Regions from separate parts of the Homo sapiens genome. Here regions 2 and 3 are each linked to region 1. A link is a loop called in an ENCODE intact Hi-C map of the cell type or tissue named here. Cell type or tissue: IMR-90. All regions are shown on one strand.

Region 1 (2,500 bases):
ATACTTAGTCAAAATTAGACACAGAAAGTAGAATGGCTGTTTTCAGGGCTTGAGGGGATAAGAGAATGGAGAGTTGTTGTTTAATGGGAATAGAGCTTTAGTTTTACAAGATGAAAAGAGTTATGATGATGGAAGGTGGTGATGATTGCACAGTGTTATTAATATATTTAATACCACTGAATTGTGAACTTAAAAATTTTTAAGATGCTAAATCTTATGTGTATTTTACCACAAAAACATGAAAAAGTAGACACGCTAAGGAAAAAGAAAAAAAATAGTATAGTTATTTTGGAAAACAGCTTGGCAACTCTTAAAGTTAAAACACACTTACTAGATGACCCAGTAGTGAATAGCTATTCATCAAAGTTATATTCATAATTGCCCCAAACTGGAATCAAAGTGTCCCTCAACTGGTAAATAAATTGTGATACATCCATATGACTGAATACTGGGTAACAATCAAAGGAATGAATTCTTGATACAAGCAGAAGAATCTCAAAGGCATTATGCTAAGTGCAAGAAGCCAGAATTGAAAGGCTACAAATCTGATTCCATTTATATGATATTCAGGAAAAGGCAAAACCATAAGGACAAAACAGATCAGCAGTTGCTAGCCCTGGGGATGGGGAGAGGGGATTGAGCAGAAATGGGCTTGAGAGGAATTGAAATATTTCTATGGAGGAATATTTCTATGGCAATAGAAATACTCCATATCTTGACCATTGGTGGTGGTTAGTCAACTGTACACATTTGTCAAAACACATAGATTTACTGTTTAAGTGGTAAAATGTACAAAAAAAGAGTAGTGATGAAAACAGTAACATAAATACGGCAGTTCAGAAGAAAGTCGTAAACGTAAACTGTGGGCAGAACTTCATTGCTGGCTGCAAAATATGAAGCTATATATGGGCTGAAGATAATTTAAATTGTGATAATGCTCTACAAGTGTAAACAGGAATAAAAATGCTCAGTATGATTTTTATTAGACTTTCCAGAAAGTGGCCTATTGTAAAATATTTTCAACTACTGGCGTGAAGCCATTCAAGTTTGAGGTTGTTTTCCAACAAAGCACAGTGACTTTTCTTAAAAATTAATGACTTTTGAGGTTCTAGGAAACAAATAGTAAACAATTATTTGGGGTGTAAAATACATTTTGAAGTTAAAGACAGAGAAGAAAGTAAAAGCAGGGGGGTATTATCCAAAGCTGCAGTCTTGTAGCAACACAGACGCTGTTTTCTCAATTCCTGAGATTCTTGCACAATCAGTCACAAAGTCAAGGCATTTCGCTTAGAGAGAAATCTGAGATTTCTGTTAGCAAAATTCTTTGATCAAATGACACCATCTGGTGTTGCATGATATCAGTGGCGGATACCAGTTAGAGTTCTGTTTTACAACTCGACAAAGCCTGTGATACGCGGAGGATCAGTTTGCTCCTGGTTGCTGTGTAGGAGGGAGAAGTCCAGGAAGACTGCTGGTTCTGTTCCCACTGAAAGCCAGAGGCTGTGCAAGTCTTGATGTGGCCTGAAAATCGTGCATGGCCACGGTACTGAGAGTAGAGTCGATATTGGTCTGCAGCAAGGGAGGTACGGATTTATTAATACAGGAGGGGAACCCTGGATGGCCAACCCACACGCTCCTGAGTTCATTCAGCCTCTGGCTCCTAATTCAGTGTTGGATAAACATGGGTGAAAATGGAAAAAAAATCAAAGTCCAGCTACTGAATGTAATATCAGCACAACCGTCTGAAGAAATAAGCAGAGAATGTCAGAATCTGCTTTCTTGTGCTAAATTACAATGATCTTTCAAGAAGAAAATTGTCAACAGGAATTTTTGAAATGAGAGATATTTAAAACCCCATTTGCATTACCCTAGTTGTGCCCGCTCAAATCATTCTAGGATTTCAAGCGGCTTGATCAGATAAAATGGTGTATTTAAACAATATCTAATGTCTTGGATATCCAGAATCTAAAACTGTGGGTAGGGCCTTTTTTTTTTTTGAGATGGAGTTTCACTCTTGTTGCCCAGGCTGGAGTGCAATGGCATGATCTCGGCTCACTGCAACCTCTGCCTCCTGGGTTCAAGCGATTCTCCTGCCTCAGTCTCCTGAGTAGCTGGGATTACAGGTGCACGCCACCATGCCTGGCTGCTTTTTTATATTTTTAGTTGAAACAGAGTTTCACCATGCTAGCCAGGCTGGTCTCCATCCCCTGACCTTCTCCGTTCACCTTAGCCTCCCAAAGTGCCGGGATTACAGGTGTGAGCCACCATGCCCGGCCAGGGTAGGGCTATTTTTAAAATAAGATACCAAGGTTTGTTAAGGAAAGCCACCTGTGGGCAGATGGTTGGAATGCTGATAGTTTGACTCTTCTTTGCTTGGGTGCTTTACTGGTCAGAGAGCAAAATTAATGAATAATCATTAAACACTCAAAACGACATCCAAATGCTGCAACCAAAATGAAGAAATACTCCCCAGAAACGAATGTATCTGTTGAGTGGATGT
Region 2 (2,500 bases), 110 kb before region 1:
GTGTGGGTTGTTTGGATCTGTTGATTTTTAAAATGTTTTAATTCACTTTGTGCTTTGATTTTATGTAGACAGGGAGATGGTCATTCTCCGAATATTCTGATTTTCCATTTGAAAATAATTACTATTGTGCAAAGATGGTAAAGCTAAATTATTTCAACAAACCAATTAGAATATCCATTTTATGAACTGTTCTCTATTTTGGAAGAAAAATGAATTAAAACAAGACTAACATCAGGAAACTTTTCACATAACACATATTTATTACACACCCTCTGAACGAAGACGTTGTATTGGGCCCCAAGGCTCCCAGCCACTGAGCTCGTCGTGGCCTGTGGGGGCTGATTTGTCATCCAAGCCAAGATAGACATGGTTCCTGTCGTCATGGAGCTTGTCTCAGAGGAGAGGCATTGATCAGAAATGAAGTGGATTCATTAAGGGGGCCAATATTCGTTCAGGGTTAGCTCCACTCATTCCTGCCTGACCCCTGAGCCAGGAGGGGCTGAGAGATGCCCCAGATGGTGTTACCGAAGTAAAAAGGCGAACAAACATTTTAGGAAGCTTTTAACATGGGTTGAAACAAATTCAGTTAACCAGAAACCCATTCCCAATTTAATCCAGTTAATTGAGGTGTTATACAAACCCAAATATGCTTTTTGGGGAACGTCTGTATTTGCAAAGACGTCAGTGGTATATTTCCTTTGACCTGAAAACCTGGTGAGGTTGGTAACACAAGAATTGTTGGTCCTTATTTTACCATTAAGTAGAAACATGGCTTCTGAGTATTTCCTGTGTGCAGAGCCCTGTTTTCCCTGCGATGGGGTTTTTAAAAAATTGACATGAAAATGATTGGCCTTGATTACAACGTTAAAATGAAGAAGTTTCAGTAAATTCAAGTGCACAGGATGTACATTTTCCAGAGGGAGGTCCTCAGAGCCGAGACAGATCTAAGCAGCCTCAAGTGGCCACTGGGCTCAGCGTGGCCTGTGGGGGCTTATTTGTCATCCAAACCAGCGGTGTGGGTGGCTGAAGAAATTCCCACAAGCTGCAGACCACGGTTGACTCTCATGGTTTTTATTCGGTACTACGGAAGGCATTTCCTCCGAGATGATTCACTGGGGAAATTTGATATACTGTGGGGTGATGGGGCTGGTCTCTGACATTTTCATTACTGTATTAATTTTGTGTCCTCCCGACTCCTATCGGCTCCCACACGTACACAGCTGGCTATTGTTTCCCTTCATTCCAAACATGTATAACGTTTATTTTAAAAAAAACTCCAGAGCAGAAATTTACATCAATCCCTTTAAAATTCCATTCCGTTCGTTTTGGCCCGCTCTTCCAGTTTCCCACTCTGTGAATGAGCGACTTTGAGGGTGAAGGCCTTTGCAGTCCAGACTCTGCAGCTCTGTGTCACTGGGGTCCCACCATGTCACGAGCTTCTTTGCAGGTGCCCACGCGAAATGCAGACAAGACTCCGCCCAAGGTTCCAACAGACCGTCAATGAGTGGGGACAGCAGAAATCACAGGGACAAAGTTCACTTCTTATTTTTTTCTGCAATGTGTAGTGAAGTTTTTGTCTGAGAACAGATGACCATGTGGACAGCCAGCCCTGTACGGACTCCAAAGCTGGTGTTTGGAATGAGGGGCTTTGGCTTGCTGGCTTCCGTTGTGTCCTCTGTCCCCAACAAGCCATAGACCTTTTGTCTCTTTCCATGGATCCCCTTTCACCTGGCAGCGGAGTCCCTGCTGCCACCAAATGCAGACCCCCAACCTGTGTTCTGCGTCTCCCTCTGTCTCCTAAGCACCTTGACTCTACAAGTGTCTCCGTCTTTTGTAGCATCAGCATCTGTCTTCTGTGTCCTTCCCATCAGCCACATACTCCTTCATAGCTTTCGTCCTAAAACAAACAAACACCACCACCAGCAAGCTTCTTGAACTCCACAGATTACCCAGCTCCCTCTCGTTTCTCAGCTCTATGTCTCAGCCAAACCCCTCCTTCTAGCCTCTCTATAAACTGCTGTCATCAGGCTCTGACCCCACGGAAATGTCCTTTTGCCCCACCATCAGTATGCTCCATGCTGTGACTCTGTCCTCATCTTACCTAAGCTACCCTTGGTGGGCTTTAGTACCCTTGGCCTCCTCTAAAACCTTTCTTCTCCCAGCGTCCATGACTCCATGCTCTCCCGGTTTTCCCCAGAGTGGGAAGCCTTCCATCCTATTCACAGCAAAGCCCTGCCAGCTCTAGTCCAGGTCCGTCTCTGCTCTCACCTCCCTCTCCCCATCCTGCCTGGTGTCCCCTGACTTGGAGGGAGCACATGTGCTTGTTGCTATGGTGCAGGGTGGACTGCCAGGGAGGTAATGGTGGAGCCCAAAGAGCCTTCACATCTGAGATGCAGCAGGAGATAAAATGAGAGTGTTCCCCAGCTCCAATCTAAAGTAAAAATGTTACAGCAAAGGGCCTGGGATTTAGGTATGCCAATACAGGTTACAAATGTAATAT
Region 3 (2,500 bases), 52 kb before region 1:
AGAACTTTATACAATGGTCACTAACTCAAGTGACACCCTGGAACCCTGAATGAATCTTTGTTGACTGGCACATTTACTTGTAGAACTTATTTTCAACGTCTTAATGTTCCATGTTTTCCTAATAATTATCATCATATTATTCATATCTAAGTGAATTTTTAAAACCACAATTTATGTACATTTTCTATTCCTAGTCTCCAGGTCTAGTGGAGTCTGTTTGCCTGGGTTTGGTGAAAGCAGAAAATAATTTTGTTGCAGGGCAGGGTGAAAAAAACAGAATCTGTCCCAATAGCCTGGAGGGTGTGGAGACTGTCACCGTCCTTCCTGACTGAGGGGAGTTTGATGCCTAAATGAAAGATGCCATGAACATGAACATACGCATGCATGTACCTTTGTAGTCCAGTGATTTATTTTCCTTTGGGTATATACCCAGTAATGGGATTGCTGGGTCAAATGGTATTTCTGGTTCTAGATAAGTGGGAGCTGAGCAATGAGAACACATGGACACAGGGAGGGGAACAACACAGTAGGGCCTGCTGGTGGGTGGGTGGCGGGGAGGCAGAGCATTAGGAAAAATAGCTAATGCATGCTGGGCTTAATACCTAGGTGATGGGTTAATAGGTGCAGCAAACCACCTTGGCACACGTTTACCTATGTAACAAACCTGCACATCCTGCACATGTACCCAGGAACTTAAAATAAAAATACAAATTTTTTATAAAAGAAAGACGCCAGATGGGCTCAGTGATTAAGATGAGGGATTTCTTAGGCAGAGTCTGAGACGGGGGTCTTGTGGAAATGATCTATTGTAGGACCTGTGGGCAGAAAGGGAGTGAAGGAAGCCAAGAAGCCTGGAGAAGGGTGGAGCCAGGCAGGTTCTTGGCTGGGGTCCAGTTTCTGCCTGATCCCCGGGGAAGTTGGGGAGTGTGAATTGCACCACGGAGTGGTCCCACTGTGAGGGAGGGGGCCTGGGCTTTTGTCCTAGTCAGGCTTGGCCCTTGGCTGCCTTGTGTGTGGGAGAGTAATCTTCTGGGCCCAGAAGCTGTTACTGTCCCAAGGGAACTTCTCTGGAAATGGGCAGCTGTGAGCCCTCGGCAGCCAATGCTCACAGACCTAGAGGATGGGGCACCAGCCCAGAGATCTGGGCAGGGAACAGAGAGTATCCACTACAAGGTTTCAGCAGTCCCTGTTTTCTCTGAACAAAAGCCCACAACCCCAGAAGCCAGGATGACTTGGGGCAACCCGTGACACATAAGACCAACACATTCTTCTTAGGGGAATTCCTGCAGGGAATAGTTGAGGTCCTGGCTGCAATTCAAGAATGAGTTGCATCTTGGAGCTCCTTCATGAGGCCAGCCCTTGGGACCAAGAGTTCCTTTCTACCCTCGCCACTTCAAAGCCATCCTGGAAGAGTGCATGTGCATGTGTGTGTGCATGCAAGGTGCGTGGATGCATGTGTGCACATGCATCAGGTAGGCACATGGATGGCTTCTAGTCAAATAAAAAAATCCACACGACTGTATGGAGCTTCTCTGATCCATTTTGGCTGGCTAGATGTGATCATGGATTTTTATGTAAAATACAATTAGTTTTACGTATTGTTGCACAGTTTGGACCTATTAGAAAAGACCATTAAGGCTAAAAATAGAACCAGAAGAAAAAGGGGACTGACAGCAGACAAATCCCCTAACTTAATTCTCTCCGTGTAAGGTAATCTAGAAGGGTATGGAGGGAAATGTTAGGCAGGGGCCACTAGAAGGCAAAGGGATTTTTCTGCCTGGACATCTAAGTTTAAGAAAACATTGCTTGGGGGTGCGCTGGTGACAGCAGCTGCTGTACAAATGCAGCCATCCACCCCGGGTCAGTTTGCTTTTTGATTGATAACTTGGGAGCAGACTCAACACATCTGGACCATACACATCTGGAAAGAGAGTTGCCAAATTAAACATGCACTAACTTCACACTGTCTCCCAGATTGTTTAGTTTTGGGGAAACTGAGGAAGCAGTGGGAAATGGGGGCCCCAGCAGCTTTGTCTGAGCAGTTTGTTTTCCACTGAAAATCCAGGTCCCCAAAGAGGTTTTCAGGTATTTCAGTTTTGAGAACCGTAATATTGGAATACGATTGTTTTGGTGAAACCAACCTGACCGTAAATGAACTTTGCTTTCAAAGTTATCGTATGCCAAGATTCTTATTGTCTAGAGAGTAACGGCATGTAGAATGTTTAATCAATATGTAGTCAAGCCAATCAGTTTCTCATCAGACAAAAATGCTGTGGTAATATTCTGTCTCTGTGGTCTATTATTTTTCTTTACCCAATAAGATAAAAAATCTTTTTTCTTCATGAGCAAAATGGTCATTTCCCCAAGCACGTTATAAACAGGAAATGCACCATCTGCAGTCACTTTTTCTCCCTTGGGTCCGCAAACCACCTGCATTCCAAACTCACCAGGCTGCACTCTGGGACGTTGCCACGCTTGCTAAGGGAAAGTTTGGCTTTCC

What was found. A loop is a pair of places that touch in the nucleus more often than their neighbours do. Peaks named below come from ENCODE experiments on the same cell type or tissue, not always from the same donor. Only the 100,000 strongest peaks of a DNase experiment are listed, where the experiment ranks them.
Region 2: a loop joins it to region 1, with 3 times the contacts of the local background. A loop is called at or near these places in 5 of 110 quality-filtered maps.
Region 3: a loop joins it to region 1, with 2.9 times the contacts of the local background. A loop is called at or near these places in 5 of 110 quality-filtered maps.

Annotation. Positions count from the first base shown.
Region 1 is chr2:237,170,455-237,172,954 of GRCh38, reverse strand. No RefSeq gene overlaps it. Among named protein-coding and RNA genes, the nearest start is that of COPS8, 86 kb to the right of the region's middle. In IMR-90, a CTCF peak has its summit at 1,344; a DNase peak (open chromatin) is centred at 1,374; H3K4me3 peaks cover 269 bases; H3K27ac peaks cover 2,239 bases.
Region 2 is chr2:237,278,998-237,281,497 of GRCh38, reverse strand. No RefSeq gene overlaps it. Among named protein-coding and RNA genes, the nearest start is that of COL6A3, 130 kb to the left of the region's middle. In IMR-90, a CTCF peak has its summit at 1,040; DNase peaks (open chromatin) are centred at 1,087 and 1,927; H3K27ac peaks cover 2,461 bases.
Region 3 is chr2:237,222,216-237,224,715 of GRCh38, reverse strand. LOC105373953 (a long non-coding RNA gene) reads right to left here. Exons shown (of 6, transcript XR_924035.3): 2 at 2,448-2,500. Among named protein-coding and RNA genes, the nearest start is that of COPS8, 140 kb to the right of the region's middle. In IMR-90, no CTCF peak of the experiment used is centred here; DNase peaks (open chromatin) are centred at 1,275, 1,765 and 2,375; H3K27ac peaks cover 2,321 bases.